2 separate regions of the Homo sapiens genome follow, and region 2 is linked to region 1. Evidence: read pairs that join two places in POLR2A ChIA-PET (ENCODE). Cell type or tissue: B cell. All regions are shown on one strand. Links, peaks and the distances in the headings refer to the core of each region. The heading gives the core; the rest is flanking DNA.

Region 1 (2,916 bases), core at 142-2,641:
GAGAATTGCTTGAACCTGGGATGTGGAGTTTGCAGTGAGCCAAGATCAAGCCACTGCACTCCAGCCTGGGTGACAGAGTGAAATTGTGTCTCAAAAAAATTTAAAAAAATAAATCACTTAAAAAAAATAGTGAAAAATAGTCTAGGGGCCAGGTGTGGTGATACTACTCTCACCTATAATACCAGCTACTCAGGAGGCCAAGGCAGGAGGATCGCTTGAGCCCAAGAGTTCACACTCCAGCCTGGGCAACAAAGTGAGACCCTGTTTCTTTTTCTCTTTTTTTTTTTTTTTTTTTTTTGAGACAGAATCTCACTCTGTCACCCAGGCTGGAGCACAATGGTGCGATCTCTGCTCACTGCAACCTCCACCTCCCGGGTTCAAGCAATTCTCCTGCCTCAGCCTCCTGAGTAGCTCGGATTACAGACACGCACCACCATGCCTGGCTAATTTTTGTATTTTTAGTAGAGACGGGGTTTCACCATGTTGGTCAGGCTGGTCTCGAACCCCTGACCTCGTGATCTGCCCACCTCGGCCTCCCAAAGTGCTGGGATTACATGTGTGAGCCAGCGCACCTGTTCAACCCTGTTTCTTAAAAAAATAAAAAATACATACACAAACATATGAAGTATATGAAGTCTGTTTTTTAAAAAAAGTATATTCAAAGCCAAACATTTTAATTCAGTGATTTTTATGCTTTTATTTTTGCACAATAAATCTTTGTAGAATCCTAACATGTAAGGGAGCATGTTTTTGTCAACCAGTTTTATTGTTTTGAAGAAATACCTCATCTAAAACACTTCTGACACACTTTTGGGCAGCTTTAGGGTTTCCCAGCCCATATGAAATCCTGATAAGTTTCTCTGGTATTTTGGATTGTCCACACGACTACTCTCAGCTCCTCACATGCATGGGTGATTCAGAGCTGACTCTGGTCTTCCTCAAAGCACAGGGCATAGCTTTTATTTTCAGGTGTCGGCAGCTTCTGTTCTTTGCATTCTAAGAGAAAGCTGCTATTTGTTTTCCATGCTTTCCTTCCCACTATCAAAAAGCAGCCAAGGCCAGGGGAGGTGGCTCATGCCTATAATCCCAGCATTTTGGGAGGCCGCAGCAGGCGAATCACTTGAACCCAGGAGTTCAAGACCCGCCTGGGCAACATGGCGAAACTCCATCTCTCTACAAAAAAATACAAAAATCAGCCAGGCATGGTGGTGCATGTCTGTGACCCCAACTACCCCAGCTACTCAGGAAGCTGAGGTGGGAGGATCACCAGAGCTCAGGAGGTCTAGGCTGCAGTGAGCCGTGGTCACACCACTGCATTCCAGCCTGGGCAACAGAGCGAGACCCTGTCTCAAGAAAAAAAAAAAAAAAAAAAAAAAGCAGCCAAAAGATGTGGTATCTGCTATTGCATGATCCACACTCCGCTTTCTATGCTTTTGTTTTAAAACAGCGAGGAGTTAGGACTGAGAAGATTTCAAGTAAGAGTTCTTTAGGAGCCCTTTATAGCAAGTGACAGAGCCCAGGGTCATATATTTTGGCTGGCCAAGAAACAAGTGAGACTCTCTCAGCTTTAAAAAGAACAGCTGAGATTCCACCAGAGATGATACGCAAAATCTGTGTGTTTGAGGAATGAGAGATAGTGATGTTCTGGAAGGTACACAGGCAGGGTCAGGGAGAGGCAGTATGAAGAATGGAAGAGGGCTAAGTCTCAAAAAATAATAATATTCATCAAAGCCTGGTTCCAAAAGAAGGGGTGTTTTAGTCAGCTTCTGCTGGGATAATATCACGTAACAAACAACTCCAAAACTTAGTAGCTTATGGCAACAAGTGAGTCTAGGTTGGCTGGGCTTGGCTGGGCTTGGCTCCAGTCTGCAGGCTGAATGCATGTCGGCTTCTCATTTCTAGGACCAGGCTAAAGGAACAGACACCACTTCAGACGTGGTTCTCAAGGAGAGTTGGAGCTCAAGTGGGGGTGAGTGGAAACGTGATGCTTCTTAAAACCTCTGCTTAGGACTGACACACTCCCACTTCTACACTTCAACATCCTACAACGTATAACAGAATGGGATGCTATCAAAAGTAAAGAAAAAAATTACAGATGGATGAGAAAACAGAGCGGGAGAAGAAAATTAGTTTTACAATAAACCAAACTAAAATTTACAGTAAACCAAGCGGAATAAATAATGTTCGAAGCTTATGAATTGCTGAATTTCTGATAGAAGCTCAAAAGGGTTTGCCATCACTACCTTCGAAGACTGCTTCAATACTGGGGGGCTAGGAGGTAGGGCTGGGAATGAACAGCCAAAGCCTGATGGTAAGACAGCCCACTCTGGTGGAATGTGTACATTTGGAATCAGGAATTTGGGAATCCAGTCCCATACCTGACTTGTTCTAACTATGGGACCTTGACTAAATCACTCACCTTCTCTGGGCTGGAACAAGTGTCAGTTTTTACTGATGTTTCCACTGAATGCCAATTTTACATTAAAATAACGTGTTATGGACTAAGATTCTTAAATGTTCATTTAAAAGCGTATTTAAAAGAGTTGTATAGACTTGTAGGCAGCCCCCTGTTGGAGTCTGCGGTCTCCCTTTTGTGTTGTTAGAGGTATTTCAGAGGGACATTTGAGAAATATTGACTTGGACCGTCTTTTTTGCCCTCACACAGGCCACTCATGGGGCAGAGCTTGGCAAACTGCAGTCAGTCCACAGAACCCACTGCCTGTTTCTGTATGACTTTTGAGTGAAGAAGTATTTGCCTTTTCTTTTTTATTTTTAATTGTGGTTAAAAAAAATCAAATTTACCGTCCTATTTTTAAGTGTATAATTAATTCTGTAGCGTTAAGTAGATTCATGTGGTTGTGAAGCTCACCTCCAGAATTTTTTCATCTTATGAAACTGAAACTCTATCCCCATTAA
Region 2 (2,916 bases), core at 383-2,882, 190 kb after region 1:
AAGTATTATTAAATTGTACTTGAACAAAAATAACTAGGTAACATTTATTTCAGGCCAAAGAAGATGATTTAAATTCATTCAATGCCACAGACCTGAAGGATCTCTCTTCTCATCAATTGAATGAGTTTTTAGCACAGACGCTCCAGAGGGTAAGTACTAGCTCAAAATCTTAGAAATTAAAATGGACAGAAAGGCACAGCATTTATGTTCTACCCAACTTGGCAAAAGATTATTAATGTGGAAACTAATGGGGAAAAAATCATTTATAAAATTTATTCATTTCTTTAAAAAAGCATTGAATGCTTACTGTGTTTTATATTGTGCTAAATATGAAAATATGTAAGAAAGGATATACCTTATCTTCAAATAGCGTATAATCTAGTAGGAAGGGGAACACATGCAAAATTTAGCAATAAGCCAGGCACGGTGGCTCACATCTGTAATCCCAGCACTTTGGGAGGCCGAGGCAAGCAGATCACTTGAAGTCAGGAGTTCGAGACCAGCCTGGCCAACATGATGAAATCTCGTCTCTACTAAAAATATAAAAATTAGCCGGGCATGGTGGCAGGTGCCTGTAATCCCAGCTACTCAGGAGGCTGAGGCAGGAGAATCACTTGGACTGGGAGGCGGAGGTTGCAGTGAGCCGAGATCACACCCCTGTACTCCAGCCTGAGCAACAGAGTGAAACTCCATCTCATAAAAAAATTTTTTTAAAAACATTAGCAATAAAAGGAGGCATACTTTAGGTATCATTTGGAAAAACTTAATTAGTGAAAGACTCTTCCAACTGGGGGCATCAGAGAGGGAATTTTGGAGGAGACTTGCTTTGCACCCCCAGGGCTAGCAGGGAGGTAGAAATTGAAGGTGGAGGGAGCAGCAAGGGCTGGAATTCGTCTGCAGCATTGCTGGAGTAAACAGTAGCACTGGGTAAGGAAGTCAGTGAAGGTAACACTAGAAAAGCTGGTAGGACCAGATGTGATGACTCTCAATGCTAAGCTAAGAAATTTTAGATCTTACACTGATCAGTAGGAAAAGATTTTAAAAATCCAGCAGAAGAGTCGGGATGAAATGCTGGGTTGTAGAAAACTAATCTGGGGCCATGAAGGTTGCATGGTGGTGAAGTTACTAGTTGGGAGACTGGCAGGAGTACCGGACTTGAGGGAGTAAGTTGCGGGGAGAGGAGAGAACAGGACGTGAGAAAGAGTTTACACAGGGTGAAAGCACAGAGCTCTGTGACTGACTGGCTATAGGGGTTGACAGTAAAGAATCCAAGCAGATTTTAAGGTTTCGAATCTAGGCAATTGAAAGAATAGATGAAACCGAAAGGAGTTGCTGCATTTTGAGATAAACCAATGACTGGATTTTAAAGACTTCCATGAAAGGGAAGTCTTCAGTCTAAGGACCTTGAGAAGAAAGAAGATTTGGAGCGGAATTTTCTGTGGAATTGATGCAAAAATTAGGAATAGGATTTTGACGCAACAAAGGACCCATCAAAGAGAGAATCTATTTTTAGTGCATCGGGTCATCATGGTTTCATAAATTGCTCTACCACTGGTGGGTGGTCTAGGGCCACAGAGAGAGAGAACATGGTAGGGTGATTCTGGAATGGGTATAGCAAAACTTAGGGCAAGTCAGGGAGCCTTGGAGATGACCTTAACCAGTTGGTCTACCAGGGTAGACTTGGAGTTGCATGTGTCCATAAGGGGCTAATGGACTAAATTATTAGCGACAGGATTAGTAGTTCATGAAAGCAGAGATTGGTTAGTGAGTGTGGAGTCCTGTAAGGTAAGGAGGTCGTGGTTGGAGGGGAGAGTTATCATCTACCTAGAGGCACCTCTGCCTCTCACAGGCACTACAAACTCTCTGCTTGTCCAAACTGAACTCATCTTTTTTCTTTCCTTCACCCAAACTTGTCCTCCCTTTTAGGGTGAGTTAAGGTAGGGATAGGATGCTTATAAACCCCCTGAAATTGTATACAGAAGTTTGTATTCATGTAGTAAGTGTATTTTCCCCCTAGGGAAAGAGTCCACATTATTCATCAGATTCCCAAAGAGATCTATAATACAAACATTTAAGAACTGCTATTATGTAGGTATGCAGATAATTTAACAGGGATTTCAGAGGAAATATACAAAGATAAAGCTAGGGGGAATCAGGCAAAAATTAAGGAACTATGATTTCATCTGGAGAATGGAATTGCATTTAAGATATATAAGTTATAGAGAATAACTAGAAAAACTCTAGGAAAAGTCTGAAAGATAATATTTATACATGCTAAAAAGTCTAAGAAGAGCAATTCTCATTTAATGCTGAATACTTCACAAAGTAAATTATCCCTGTGCTCCCAGTAGAATATCCTCATCTGGAATAAGTTTGCACAGAATTTACTTAGTGTGCAATTTGTTTCTTTTATTTTTATCTGACTTATTTCTATATTATAAAATATTTAGGATTTTAATCTGGCTATGCATTTCTCTCCAGCTCCTTTCTTCCAAGGAATCCTGTTGAAATGATACGGTATACTTCTTTATTTTGCTCTTAGGCACCTCTTCCATTGGGGCACATAAAGCGAATGCAAGAGGTGTACAACTTCAATGCCATTAACAATTCTGAAATACGATTCAGGTACATCATTTTAACTTGTCTCTGTGGAAGAAAGCAGAAAACTAAACTCCTTTGAAAGATGGAGAAAGGGAATGCAGAGTATGAGACATACTTGAGTCTTGAGAATTCCTTGTCAAACTGACTGCTTCTATATAAATACTTATAGTGGTATTTAAGGAATAGTTGCAATATGTAATCTGGTAGTATTAATCTTTTTGTTAGACTTTGCTCTAAACCTCTCTTGCCTTAAAAGAAAAAAAAAAAATTAGAATGAAGGATTCCGTGGTAAATAGGCTTTCTCCACAACCAACT

The links. Peaks named below come from ENCODE experiments on the same cell type or tissue, not always from the same donor. Only the 100,000 strongest peaks of a DNase experiment are listed, where the experiment ranks them.
Region 2: POLR2A ChIA-PET joins it to region 1 with 10 read pairs; 2 of 35 experiments call an interaction of 5 or more read pairs at or near these places.

What each region holds. Positions count from the first base shown.
Region 1 is chr12:96,188,953-96,191,868 of GRCh38, reverse strand. No RefSeq gene overlaps it. Among named protein-coding and RNA genes, the nearest start is that of ELK3, 4.0 kb to the left of the region's middle. In B cell, for the core only: no CTCF peak of the experiment used is centred there; DNase peaks (open chromatin) are centred at 958 and 1,208; H3K4me3 peaks cover 1,127 bases; H3K27ac peaks cover 855 bases.
Region 2 is chr12:96,003,547-96,006,462 of GRCh38, reverse strand. It overlaps LTA4H (leukotriene A4 hydrolase), which reads left to right. Exons shown (of 19, transcript NM_000895.3): 16 at 54-149; 17 at 2,543-2,625. All of the region lies in intron 3 of LOC102723340 (a long non-coding RNA gene), which reads right to left. Among named protein-coding and RNA genes, the nearest start is that of HAL, 8.7 kb to the right of the region's middle. In B cell, for the core only: no CTCF peak of the experiment used is centred there; no DNase peak of the experiment used is centred there.